Linked DNA regions of Homo sapiens: region 2 is linked to region 1. Evidence: read pairs that join two places in POLR2A ChIA-PET (ENCODE). Cell type or tissue: GM12878. All regions are shown on one strand. Links, peaks and the distances in the headings refer to the core of each region. The heading gives the core; the rest is flanking DNA.

What was found. Peaks named below come from ENCODE experiments on the same cell type or tissue, not always from the same donor. Only the 100,000 strongest peaks of a DNase experiment are listed, where the experiment ranks them.
Region 2: POLR2A ChIA-PET joins it to region 1 with 9 read pairs; 2 of 35 experiments call an interaction of 5 or more read pairs at or near these places.

What each region holds. Positions count from the first base shown.
Region 1 is chr13:113,046,551-113,053,699 of GRCh38, reverse strand. All of the region lies in intron 4 of MCF2L (MCF.2 cell line derived transforming sequence like), which reads right to left. Among named protein-coding and RNA genes, the nearest start is that of F7, 56 kb to the left of the region's middle. RefSeq lists an enhancer at 2,630-3,216. In GM12878, for the core only: no CTCF peak of the experiment used is centred there; a DNase peak (open chromatin) is centred at 2,949.
Region 2 is chr13:112,909,504-112,916,652 of GRCh38, reverse strand. It overlaps a transcript of MCF2L not described here. Among named protein-coding and RNA genes, the nearest start is that of MCF2L-AS1, 56 kb to the left of the region's middle. In GM12878, for the core only: no CTCF peak of the experiment used is centred there; no DNase peak of the experiment used is centred there.

The DNA.
Region 1 (7,149 bases), core at 1,036-6,035:
TGAAAACACAGCCCTGTGGCAACCACCACCGAACCACCCATTCAGGCAGAAACGGTCAGTGGACACCTCAGCCACGGGACCTTCGCCCCGTCCTGAGCATCACCACACATGACCCACTGATTACCAAGAGGAGAGGCACCTTCTCCTGGGGAAATCCGGACGCCTCCTTGGCCGTCTGAGCACACAACACCGCCCCAATCACGGGACACATGGACATCCTGGGCCTCCACGGGCTGCCCCAGAAGCTCACCCACCAGGATTCCCGCCCCAAAGGACCACGTGGAACCTAATTACAAGGAAACCAGATGAAAGGATATTCCATAAAGCAACTGGCTTCAACCCTTCGCAAATCTCAATCTCACAAAAGACAGAAAGCAAAACAAAAACCAACAACTGGGTGGATTAGAGACGACTGAGAAGGGTGGACAGCTGACGGGGGCGCCGTCCTTCACTGGACCTGGATTTTAACAAATACAGGAAGGACATGACGGGGCACGTGGAGAAAGCCCCATGTGTGGGCATCCAGAGGGCAGTGTGGCCGCGATGCAGACTCGCCTGTGGTTATGCAGAGGGCAGCTCCACTCAGGAGACACCATGTCAGCAATCCGGGATGAACTGACACGATGGCAGAGCCGGCTCTCACCAGCAAAATGTGTGTGTGTGTCTGTGTTTATGTGATGTGTGTATATGTGCATATATGTGTGTGTTTGTGTGTGATGTGTGTCTCTGTGCCTGTGTGATGTATGTCTCTGAGTGTATGCATGTCTGTGTGATATGTGTGTGTGTTTATGTGATGTATGTGTGGGTATATGTGTATATATATGTGTGTGTCTGTGTATGTGTCTATGTGATGTGTTTTGTGTCTGTGTGATGTGTCTGTGTGATGTGTGTACATGTCTGTGTCTATGTCTGTGTGTTTTTGTACACACGCACACACACACACACGAATGGGCACTTTGTTTATGGCCACAGCTGAGGTTTGTTCACTGTGAGACTCTCCCAAGTTTTCTGTAGGTCTGAAATTTTTCTGAACTGAAAGTTGAGAGGAAAAAGACACGAGGCTGCTGCAGCTCACAGCTCTTCTCCTCCATGCGTGGGGCAGCTGCATCTCCCCTCCCTCCTGATCCGACCTTCACTCAAATGCCTGAGCCACCGGGATGCAGGGGTTCTGACTCCGTGCAACGAGCTCTAAGCTGAAAAAAATAAACCAGGCAAATAGTCTCGCTCCAGGCATCCAGGGGAGTGAAGAGCAGCGCTGGAGAAGCTCAGCCAGCAGTCCCTGGCCTCTCACCGGCAAGGCCTGGCTCTGGGTTTATCAGTCAGGGAAGCCGGCGTGGCCTGCAGGGTCCACGGCCCACACGGAGCCTCATGAGGCACCTGGTCCCAGGGACCCCCGGGCTCCTTCCTCTTCTCTGCGAGAAAAAACCGCTGAGCGAGCCCGGGTCTCAGAGCTCTTTCTTTTTCTCTGTTTATCTTTTTAAAAAAATGTTTCTACATTTAACTGACAAATCATGATTGTATCTACTTACGGGGCACCCAGTGATGTTTTGCTATAGGTATCCTCAGTGGAATGATTAAATCAAGCCAATTAACCGATCTGTCACCTCACCCACTCACCAGTTTTCTGTGCTGAGAACATTTAAAATGGATTCTTTTAGCAATTCTGAAATATACATTTGGTGTGGTTGGAATGTTCGTCCCTACCAAACTTCGAAACTCATGGCAGCATTGAGAGGCAGTACCTTTCAGAGGTGACTGGGTCAGGACGGCCCCACCCTCATGAATGGATTCATCCATTCACGGATTCTCGGATTAACGGGCTGTCGTGGGGGTGGGTGGGGGCCTGGTGGCTTTGTAAGCAGCGGGGGCAGCCCTGGGCTGGCTCACTCTCCCCTCGCCAGGTGAGGTCCCGCGTCGCCTCAGGACCCACCAGCAAGAGGGATCTCACCAGGTGAGGCTCCTCAACTGTAAGGCATGAATTCTTTTTCGTTGTAAAGTGCCCAGTTTCAGATACTCTTGACATATAAGCAGCAGACCCGGACTAAGACAACCTTGTTATTCACTGTGTCGCCTCCGAGGTCTTTAGAGAGAGCAAAGTGGCTCGTGCCGCCCGTTATTGGACCCTTGGATTCCATGTTCCAGGAAATACACAGTGAAGAAGGGCTTGGGGCCTCTGGATCTCCCACCCCTGCTGGATACCCCAAGGCTGTCAAATCCACCCTTAGGTGGGAGGAGCGAACCCTCGGATGAAGGACAGTCGTTTAAATAGACGCTCTCAGCGTCGTGGAAGCCTCACGGGCTGCCTCCCCCTGCAATATTCTGCATGACCGGCACCGCCCACCGCCGTGGCCCTGGGACCACCGGAGTAGGGAGAGAGCTCGGGCTTCAGAGACAGAAAGGCCCAGGCCGCCCCCAGAGCCGCCCCACCCCATCGGCAGCTTCCCTCGTCGCCCCGAAGCCCAGCTCCTCCCCTGTAATCGGCGGTTGGTGAACGCGCAGGGTGCGCTGAAACGCATTTGCCACAGCAGCTGGTGCGGAGGAGACAGCCTGCAGATCCTGGTCCCCTTCTGTCCACCACGGGGGGACTGTGCTCACCTGGGCAGGTGCTTGCTGCACACAGCAGCGGTGTTCTGAGAAAGCTCAGCCACACCGGGAAGAGCTGGGTCCCCCACCCCCGTGTCGCCGCAGTTATGCAGCGCGCATTTCAGTTCCCTGCCCTGGGGGACGGTCTCGCCTCTTCCGAGAGGGGCACACGGACCTGGCCCTCTCTCCCTCGGCAGCCAGCTGCTTTGTGTTCCCAGGGGAAGCTCCTCGCCCCCCTCCATCTGGACAACTCCTCCTCCCGTCAGGCTCTCACCAAGCATCACCTCCGCCGGGAAGTCCTCCTGGAGTTAGCACCGCTCCCACCGCCCCCTGCCGCCCCCCTCCCCCCGCCACCGCCCCCCGCACCCCCCCGCTCCCCCCGCCCCCCCCGCCCCCGCCCCCCCTGCTCCTCCCGCCTCCCCGCTCCCCCAGCCACCCCCCCCTCCACCGCCCCGGCCCCCACGGCTCCCACCGCCCCCACCGCCCCCACGGTGAGCTCCTCCCCAGAGCCCCAGTAGCTGGCACAGGGGGGCCGCATACAATCGTACTTTGCAAATGTGAAAGATTTGCTGGACGACCTAGAAGTCCGGGGTCCCTCAGACACCTTGTTTTCTACCTTTCCTGCACACACAGACTGCACCGGCGTTACAGGAAAGAGAGTTGTGGCCCCATGCAGTCTAAAAATCAGATTCACTTTCTCCAGCCACCTACTTGAGGATCTAGATTTAGTTTGATTTAGGCTAGCTCTAAACATGAATATATATACTCTATTACAAATTCCCAAAATGTGAACACGCACACACACACTCACTCTCACACACACACACTCTCACACTCACAGTCTCACACACATTCACTTACACTCCCACTCGCGCACACACTCACACACTCACACAGTCTCACATTCACTTACACTCCCACTCGCTCGCACACACACACAGTCACACACTCACACTCACACACTCACACATGCAGTACAGTGGAAGAGGGTTAGATGTTGCAACAGCATTTTATAAAAGATGCTTCTATCTGAGGACCGCACAACTGCCTAAGGGAGAAGAGACGTGAGTTCTCAGAGGATCTCATCTTTCTGCCCCCTGGGTGGGTAGCTGTGAACCTATCCTTCTCCCACACGCCCTCAGCATCACATGGGTCTTGCTCTCGATTGGGAGCCTGGTTTTAGGAACACTGGATTTTGGCTCTTCCAATGTCTAATTTTTCTATTCCAAGCCATGCTGAAGGCATCCAGAAAAGAAAAAAGAACACCCCAAATTAGGGAGAGCTCAGCTCTTAAGACAGCACATATGGTGGCTAAAAATAGCCCCGGATCCCGGCACATTATGTAAGCGCTGCGTCCTCCTCGGTGGCCGAGCGCTTGGAGGCAAGTCTCTGCCACGGGCTTGCTTTGTGGCGCCCGCAGCACCATGAGCTGGGCACCCTGGTGGGGTCGGGCAGCTGGAGCCTGTGCCTGTTTGGAAACCTGCTTGAGGGCTCGGCTGGCCTGGACTGTTGCTAAGTGCTAGTTTTCCCAAAGCCACTTTAGGTGGAAGCCTAGGCCAGCCAAAGCTCGCTGTCAAGGCCTGGAGCCCAGGGGTTGGCGTCCAGGTGCCCCGCTGCAGCCACTACTTGGTGTCCCCACGTCAGGTCAACTGCACCATTTCCAAAAAACTGAATCAAGATGCCCAAGGGGTCATCCCTGGTCTGCCCTCTCCAAGGAGTGCGTGGCTCATGGACAGAGCCTGGGGCCTCCCCGCCAGCCCCACCACCCACCCCTTCCCCACTGCAGAGACCCTCACCCCTCCTGGTCTGCCCAGGACCTAGGCTTGGCTGGGTCCACAGCTGCCCTCACTCCCTTGACCAGTGACCCTCTAAGCCTCAGCACATGCACAACCAGCTCCTATGACAGTGCCACCACTGCCCGCCTCCTGCCTCCTTGGCCTTGTGGCCCACTTCTCCTTCATGAAACCAGGGCTGTGAGCTCCATGTCTCCTGGCCCATCCAATGTCCACCATCATCATCTCCTGCCGGTTTCTCATGCCCCTCCTGCACCAAACCCTTCTGGAGGCGGCGGGCTCCTGGGTAGCAGGGGCCTGGGGACAGGAAGACGCCCTCTCCAGGGTCACAGCCCAGGTGGATGGGGCCTGGCATGTGGGGCCTAACTCTGCCCCCTCCCCATGGCTCAGCCACCCTCCTGGCTGCTCCCTGCTGCCCCTGCCTGTGACCCCATTGTGATGCCCCTCAACTGTCCTCACCCAGCTGGCGGTGAGCCTTGCTCACTTCCTCCCTCACATCCGTGATGCCCAGGCAGTGCCTGGGACAGAGAAAAGCCTCAGGACGTGCTAACTACACAGAGTCTGTGTATTAATATGACCATAAGCCGGGCGCGGTGGCTCACACCTGTAATCCCAGCACTTTGGGAGGCCGAGGCAGGCGGATCACGAGGTCAGGAGATTGAGACCATCCTGGCTAACGTGGGTGAAACCCCGTCTCTACTAAAAATATAAAAAATTAGCCGGGCGTGGTGGCAGGTGCCTGTAGTCCCAGCTACTTGGGAGGCTGAGGCAGGAGAATGGCGTGAACCCGGGGAGGCAGAGCTTGCAGTGAGCTGAGATCGCGCCACTGCAGTCCGGCCTGGGCGAAAGAATGAGACTCCGTCTCAAAAAAAAAAAAAAAAAAAAAGACCGTAAATTATTATAGCAAGAAAGCACTGGTGTTCAGAGAGAATTCTGGGTGATTTTGCTGGAAAATGCTGGCTTCTGTTACTTCCAAACCAATGTTGGTCAATTCTGAGAATTAAAGGAAGGACAGAAAAAGCCATATTTTTATGGTGTAAGAATCAATGCAAAAATAAAAACTAAAACACTAACTGTTCAGTTATGATGCTCACAAGACAGAGCTTTCAAGATGAGCCAACCTGCTTAAGAAATTCATCCGATCACACACTCGGTGAACGGAACAGGACACTCGGCAGCTGAAGATCGACACCTAAATCACGGGTCTGCTGTGGGCTGCTTCGCTATCCTGTAGGGTGACCTCGCAGAAATACTTTGCTTTTAGAAAATGATTTTTGTATTTCTTAAAAAGTAACCTCGTATCTGGGGAAGCTCTTGTCATCTAACCCGGGAGTGACTGATTAATCTGAGACACACACGTGGTGATGTGTGTGCGAGGGCACTGGGGCACGCGTAGCGAGGCGTCAGCGGAGGGGCCGGGGCACGCGTAGCGAGGCATCAGCGGAGGCTCTGGGGCACGCGTAGTGAGGCGTGAGCAGAGGGGACAGGGCACGCGTAGCGAGGTGTGAGCAGAGGGGACGGGGCACACGTAGCGAGGCGTGAGCAGAGGGGACGGGGCACATGTAGTGAGGCATGAGCCGTGTGAGGGACGGGCTGTGGCAGGTGTGTGAAGATGCAGGTGCCTGGACCCCACGGGCATGAAAGGCACCCAGGTGCGTCCTGACACCGCAAGTGCCCTGGCAGGGAGGCCGACTCCTACACCCACGTGTTGCTAAGAGTCGTCCTGATGGCTGGTTTATATCAGCGGCAGGTAAGCATAAAAGATGCGGCTGTAACGGTGTTGTCTGTTGTTTAAACGACGACGTGCCTGCTGGGAGCATTGTGGGACCCGCCCAGGACGGATGGGTGCTTCCCAAGAGTATCTGTTGTCCGTCCATGTGTGTCTGACCCCGTGGGTTCTTATGATTTAATTTTTAGAGTTGCCTATGACTTCATGTGCAAACTCATTTAAGACGTACAATAATGAAAGGCACACATGGCTGTTAGCTGGTGATGGCTTTTATCTAAAGAACTTTCTGCATTTCTGGGGATGCTTGATATGGATGGGATTTTTGTCCCCTCCAAGTCTCATGTTGAAATGCGATTCCCAGTGCTGAGGTGGGGCCTGGTGGGAGGTGATTAAGTCTGGGCGTGACCCCTTATGAATGGCTCAGCGCCATCCCCTTGGTGACGGGTGAGTTCTCGCTCAGTAAGTTCACTGGAGATCTGGCTGTTCAAAAGTCTGGGACCTCCCCCTTCTCTCTCGCTCCCTCTCTCACCATGTGATGCCGGCTCCCCGCTGCCTTCCACCACGACTGGCAGCTCCCTGAGGCCCCCTCAGAAGCTGAGAAGATGCAGGTGCTAAGCCTGTGCAGCCTGCAGAACTGTGAGCCAATTACGCCTCTTTCTTTATCAATTACCCAGCTCAAGTACGTCTTTATAGTGACGCAAAAGCAAACGAACGCACTGTTAAAACAAAGGAAGACCGATTCTATACACGTCTACTTTTTTGGAAGCATCCTGAAGCGTTTTGAATTATTTCAGATAACGATGCCATAGGTGGTGTGTGCCAGGTTGAGTCAGGGTCAGGAACGGGGATCCGCCGCGGCGAGGGGCAGAGAGGTGCCGTGGGGGTGCAAGGAGATGCCTCATCCTAAAGACTTCGATGAGAACCAGCGGCTCAGGGACAGGCTTGCACCAAAACGATGAAGGTTGTGGGCATCGGAGCAGATATGGGGCCTCTAATTCTTGTAAAAGATGAAGGAATGAGGCAATGTGCGGGGAAAGGAATGAC
Region 2 (7,149 bases), core at 1,281-6,280, 140 kb after region 1:
ATACTGAGCTATGCTCGGCACACATGACAGCCACCTATACAGACCCCAGTGCAGGGGTGGAGCTCAACAGGGTGCTGGTGCAAGGAAGTCAGAGGACACGGGAGCCGAGGGGTCAGGGCGTGACGCTGGGTGAGAAGGGAGAGGACCTCACAGGTGAGGCACGCGAGAGCGCGGACGTGCGGAGACTCATCCCACCACCTCCCCAAAGACTGATGAAACACCAGTGAGTCAAGCAGGAGCTCAGAAGATTTTCTAAAGAAAAGGACAAGAAGTAGAGGCAAAAGCACAAATCAGTGAATCAGAAATTGGAAAATCAGTAGAACTACATTTTGAAAATGGCTTCTGGGAACAAAAGCAATAAATAGATAAACTATCCGCTAACCTAATCAAGGAAAAAGAGAGAAGGGACAAATACTTAAAATAGGAAATGAAAGGGGAAAAGTCGCCTCGGAATCAGAGGCCCTGTCCCCAGGCTAGAGTATAGTGGCGCAATCTCAGCTCACTGCAACCTCCGCCTCCCAGGTTCACGCCATTCTCCTGCCTCAGCCTCCTGAGTAGCTGAGACTACAGACAACCGCCATCATGCCCGGCTAATTTTTTTTTTTTTTTTGTATTTTTAGTAGAGACGGGGTTTCACCGTGTTAACCAGGATGGTCTCGATCTCCTGACCTTGTGATCCACATGCCTCGGCCTCCCAAAGTGCTGGGATTACAGGCGTGAGCCACTGCGCCCGGCCTGTTTTTAATTTTTAAAAAATTAAAACAACAACAACAACAACAACAAAGTACCCATCTCAGCCTGAAGGCCAGTATAATATTGAATAGGGATATTACAGAAGGCAGCATCACCAAACCTGAACATCACTACTACTACTTAATCACGTCCAGGAGATGCTGGGCAATCCACTCGGGACGAGATGGGAAGCACAAAAATTGACAAGAAAGAAAACCATGATTATCTGCAGATTTGTTCATGCAATCATGTAATTAGATAACAGGAACTTTGGTTCCTAGGAAAAGGTACACTAGCAAGAGTGTCCAGGAAGCTCTTACCAAGGACAGCAGTGAAACGAGACCACCAGCCCTAGTAATTAAAGTAGTGGGTGTGGGAAAATGGAAGGCAAGCAGAAATGAGACAGAACAGGGAGTCCAGAAACAGACTCAAATATGTATGAAAATTCAATCTATTTTAATGGTGGCAACTGCTGATGCGTGTAGTGAGGATGGATTTTTTTTTTTTTTTGTGAGACAGAGTCTTGCTCTGTCACCCAAGCTGGAGTGCAGTGGCGCAATCTCAGCTCACTGCAACCTCCGCTTCCCGGGTTCAAGCGATTCTCCTGCCTCAGCCTCCTGAGTAGCTGGGACTACAGGTGCCTGCCACCACACCCGGCTAATTTGTTGTATTTTTAGTAGAGATAGGATTTCACCGTGTTAGCCAGGGTGGTCTCGATCTCCTGACCTTGTGATCCACCGACCTCAGCCTCCCAAAGTGCTGGGATTACAGGCTTGAGCCACCACGCCCGGCCAACATGGAGATTTTGATGAACGATGTTAGGATCCCCAGGTCAGAAAAGCAAACTTGGACCCATACTTGACACCATACAACAAAATCAATCCAAGTGGGTCAAAAGTTTAAATGGAAATAAAATATTAGGAAAAAAATGGGTGAATTCCTGTATAACCTCAGAATAGGAAGACCTTTTCAACTACGACTCAAAATCCAGAAGCCCCCAAATACTGAGATTCAACTACATATTTTAAGTGGCAAAAGAAAAAAAAAAAGGAAAGTCAAGACAATGACGATTTGAAAAAATACTTTCAACTCACATCACTACAGCTAAACTCCCTAATTTATGAAAAGCGCCTAGAAAACATTAAAAGATTAGCAACCCAGCTAAAATATGGGCAAACAAAGATAAAAACATAAATGAGAAGCAGTTCAATCTCACGCATGAGATGCAAGTGATGAAAGTCTGCATTGGGAGAGCAGCTCACCATTCTCAGGTTGGAGCAACCATCAGACAAGGACATCAGCCTCTCCCATCAGACACCTCTGCAGGGAGCCGCTCCCATGATCACGTGGCTCACAGAGCGAGTGTGTGAGTACCTGAGGAATACTGTCAAAAAGCCTTTATTCTTTCACTCAGCCTCTGGGAATGTGAGATCCATACACCAGTACACACGCTGAAGGGCATGTATACTAGGTTACTAATTGCACCACTACAGTAGTGCCCATCAGCAGAGACGAGTGAATACAGTGTAGCCACTGCCCACTGTGCAAGAGAATAAGGATGCTGCTTCTTCATGGATGTGGAGTAGTCCCGAAGACAGAGCGAGGGGAGAAGCGTGCAGACGCTATTTACCATGTGCTACCTTTTGTACAAAAAAGGAGGAAAGTGTGAACATGTGTCTCAGCTCGCACATGGCAAGGCCCTCTTGGGGGACGCACCAGGTCCTGGCGGAAGGACCAGTGCAGAGCAAGAATCCTCAAGCCGTATCTTCTTTATTATTTTGATTTCTTAACCACAAGACTGTATATTACTTATTACAAACCCAAAAAAGAAAGAAGGAAAACAGGGAAGAAAGGAAAAAGAAAAGAACCCAGGCTGGCTCACAGGGGGAGAAGGGGCTGGGGATGCTAACGGGGAATTACGTCCCAACGCAACGCTAAGGAGTCTGGACTCGAGGTGCAGGCATTGGGGGGCTGATGGATTCTTGGCAGGAAAAGAACATAGTCCCAACGTCTGCCTGTCAAGTGAGCGAGAAAGAGTCTGCAGTGCTGAGAAGACAGAGCTGTTTAAAAATAAATGTTTTAAATGTGCACCTGTTGTATGAAATGGAGTGCAAAATTAAAGACATTTTTAAAAGCACACATTCGTTGAGAGGACGTCAACGAATCTATTTGTTGGGCTGAATCCTTCCCCAGCATCCCTGGGGCAGCCGTGATCCACACAGGGCACTAAGCCCTGGGGCAAGGGAGGTGGCAGGACAGACTGACCCACAGATGGACGTGCAGAGAAGCAGCCTGCCCCATGCACTTGAAGGAGGAAAAGACAACGCATATTTGCCACAAATGTTTACTAGCAGCCCATCCTCTCACACCGAGGCATTTTAAAATTATTGAGTAAACTCATTCTCAACTCAATGATCAAAGATCACATTTGTCCCCGAGAAGAAAGGTGCCAGCTGCATCAAACATAACTTTGAAAAATGCCTGCAGCTGAGACATCATGACGGCCACACATCTCTCTGAAAGCTTTTTGTTTTGCCAGGTGAGGTGAGTGATAATGTTCTGTTCTGGGTTTGCCATATACACAAAAAATCACACAAAGACACACACACATAAACACAGACACACAATCACACACAGACACACCCCATACATACAGACACAGAGATACACCAGACACACACACAATCACACACAGACACACCCCATACATACAGAGATACACCAGACACACACACAATCACACAGACACACCCCATACATACAGACACAGAAATACACCACAGACACACAATCAGACACATCCCATACATACAGACACAGAAATAGACCACACACACACAATCACACAGACACACCCCATATACACAGATACACCACAGACACACAATCACAGACACACCCAGACACAGAGATACACCACAGACACACAATCACACAGACACACCCCATACATACAGACACAGATACACCACAGACACACACAATCATACAGACACACCCCATACATACACAGAGATACACCACAGACACACACACAATCACACACAGACACACCCCATACAGACACAGATACACTACAGACACACACACAGGCACACCCCATACATACATACACACACAGAGATACACCACAGACACACACACAGACATGTGACACACACACAGCCACACAAAGACACAAGCCATTTATATAAGAAAAGAAGGATATAAAATATATATGGGGATATTTATTAGGTGACTTCCAGCAAATAAATAAAAAAGAAATGACACAATGAGGACATTTGCAGCTCTTAAGAATAAATTGGCCAGGCATGGTGGACTCACACCTGTAATCTCAGCACTTTGGGAGGCCAAGGCGGGTGAATCACCTGAGGTCAGGAGTTCGAGACCAGCCTGGCCAACATGGTGAAACCCCGTCTCTACTAAAAATACAAAAATTAGCTGGGTGTGGTGGCGTGCGCTTGTAATCCCAGCTACTTGAGAGGCTGAGGCAGGAGAATTGCTTGAACCCAGGAGGCAGTGGTTGCAAGTGAGCCCAGATTGCACCACTGCACTCCAGCCTGGGTGACAGAGCGAGGCTCTATCTAAAAAAAAAAAAGGAATAAATTAATAGATTTAAGCAACAATGACCTGTGGCTGCCAATGTCCCCGGACACTCACACCCAGACATTACCCACTCCTGAGATGGAGAGCACCACTCTGAAATTGCCTGAAGAGAAAGGTGTCCTCCTGGAGCTGGTTCAGGTTCTGAATAAACTAAACACAGGGGACAGAGACACATGTTAACTGACACTCTGAGGATGTGACTGCTGGGCCCGGGGATGGGAAACTTCACAGAACAAGGGACTTGGGCCACATGCACGGCCACCTCCCCAGCCACGTGACTCTTGGTGAGGGTGGGGTAGAACTTACTCAATGAAGACATTGTTTTTTCTTTTTAAAAAGAATTCAAAGTTCATCTCATTCCTATTCTTGGCGGATTGGCCACCTAGCCTGCGTGTAGCCTTTTTCTTCTCTGCTGCTAAACAGAACCTCTTTTCCTTGAGGTACCTGAAGTCTAAGTTCTGATGACACAGCTCAGTAATGTTTAGGGAAAACCCAGTAACCAAAGATCACATTTGTTTCTAGAAGGAAAGAAGTCGGAAGAGAGGAAGACGGAAGAAATCGCTGCTCAGCGCATCCGTGTGAGGTCCCGGGTATTCTGTGAGGAAAGGCTGGCGCAGGCCCGCCGCGCCCTCGGCCTCGGGGAAGGAGGTGAACACAGAAGGGGGTGCCGGGCCCACGGCTGAGACACCTGAGAGGACGCCTGCAGCCCGGGTGACCACAGCAGGGGCTTGGGTGAGGCCCGGGGCCCAGGTCTCTGGAAGTGAGGGAGGGTTTCAGAGGAGCATGGTGGGCGGGCCATTCCCAGAGGAGCCTGCAGCAGGCAGGATCCGGGGATCACGGCCAACATGGCGGCCACGCTGGGAGAGAAGAACCTGGTGGGCGCACAGGACTAGCGGCTGGGCCGCTCTCCCAGGCAGGAGAGTGTCTGGGTCTACACCCTGCATGGACGGTGCCGGGCGGAGCTGCAGACAGACCCCGGGACCCAAGGCTACGTGTGTAGACACAGGGCTCCGCCAGCCAGACCCATCCTGGCCGTGGGACATTGCAAACGGGCTCCCTCTGGCCATCACCTCTGACCAGACCCAGCCTCTGGGTCTTCTGGAGTCACTGACATGGTATGGAAAATAAAGCTGGGCTTAGGCTCCTGAGGGGGCCTTGGCATTCGCCACCCACCGCCAGGACGAGCTCCCGAAGACCCGCGGGGGTTCAACACCAGCTCCATCACCATGCATGCACCAGCTGACGCCGGGGAGCGGCCAGGTCCCAGGGCAGGGGCGAGAGAGTCAGCCCCACCCCCGCCCCGCCCCCACCCCCCAAATTCTGGGAAAGTGCTGGGCCCCCTGGCCTGCGTTTTGGCTGCGGCTTCATTTACACGCAGCTGTTTCTCCAAGGTGCCTCCAGCAGAATTTCAGACGAATTCTCCCACGAAATATTTTCCCCTTGAAAAGTGTTAGGTAATTAACACCCCCCAGGTCACCAGCGGCACAGTCCCGGCGAGACAGCCACCAGGAAGGTGAAGGCGAGAAGAGCTCTCCACTAGCGTCAGCGGCAAACCAGGGGACCGGGGGGCAGGAAGCCCGAGCCCCCCTCGTGCCTGTTTTCAGTCTAATTTCCTTTTCTAAGAAGCATTTATTCTGACATAGATAAGAAGGTTTCCTCATGCAGAAAAACAAAAAGAACAACAAATGGCACATGTATGATTAAAAACATTTATATTTAGGTGCATATCTTAAGTCTTTTACAAAACTGCACATATTTGGTGTTTACAAAATTGAAGACTGTGTATCGTTTTTATAACTGGCAATTTCACTTATTATAGTGTAAGATGTGCCAGGGAGAATTATGATCTCAACAACTAAATCATTTCCAAACCCTTACTGCTGTAATTTTGCTTTCCTGCAAGTGTTCATAATTATAAATAACGGCTGTGATGATCACCTTTGTTCATGAATGTTTGTGACAATATTTTTATCATTTTCTTCTTTTAAATTCTTAGAAGTGAACATTGCTGACGAAAACTAAAAATATTTGAAGACTTTTACTGACATCAGTTGTTTTCCAGTATATCGATAAGGACTGGCATTCCTACCAGCAGGCTTGGAATTTTTGGCCATAAAAATGGAAAGAGAAAGAGACCTTGTGGTCAGCATTACATTTCTTTAAACTGAACAGGTCAGCCTATTTCTGTGCAAGCTTTATATTCACTTTCTATGAACGTGTGCCTCCTTTTCACTCTGCTATGTAAGACAGATGCATAGATAAATATCTATCCTTTGTTGCAATTTTTTTCCAGGTTTTCATTTGCTGGTCAGTCTTCTTGGTGATTTCTCAGGAACAGTTTTAAGGTTCAGGTAGTAAAATCTCTTCATTTCGTGGCCAGGCACAGTGGCTCATGCCTGTAATCCCAGCACTTTGGGAGGCCAAGGCGGGCGGATCACTTGAGGTCAAGAGCTTGAGACCAGCCTGGACAACATGGTGAAACCCCATCTCTACTAAAAATACAAAAATTAGCCGGGGTGTCAAAGTGCATGCCTGTAATCCCAGCTACTTGGGAGGCTGAGGCAGGAGAATAGCTGGAACCCAGGAGGCGGCGGCCGCAAGGAGCTGAGATTGCACCACTGCACTCCATCCAGCTTGGGCAACAGAGCAGGACTCTGTCTCATAAAACAAACAAAACAAAACAACCCTCTTCATTTCTTGTTTCCATCAGATCCTTCAAAGAGATTCATCCTCTTGGTTATTAGACTCTCCTCCAAATGCCACTGAGCACTACCTGCATCCAAGTTGATAGACCCGCTGGCTGCGCACCCT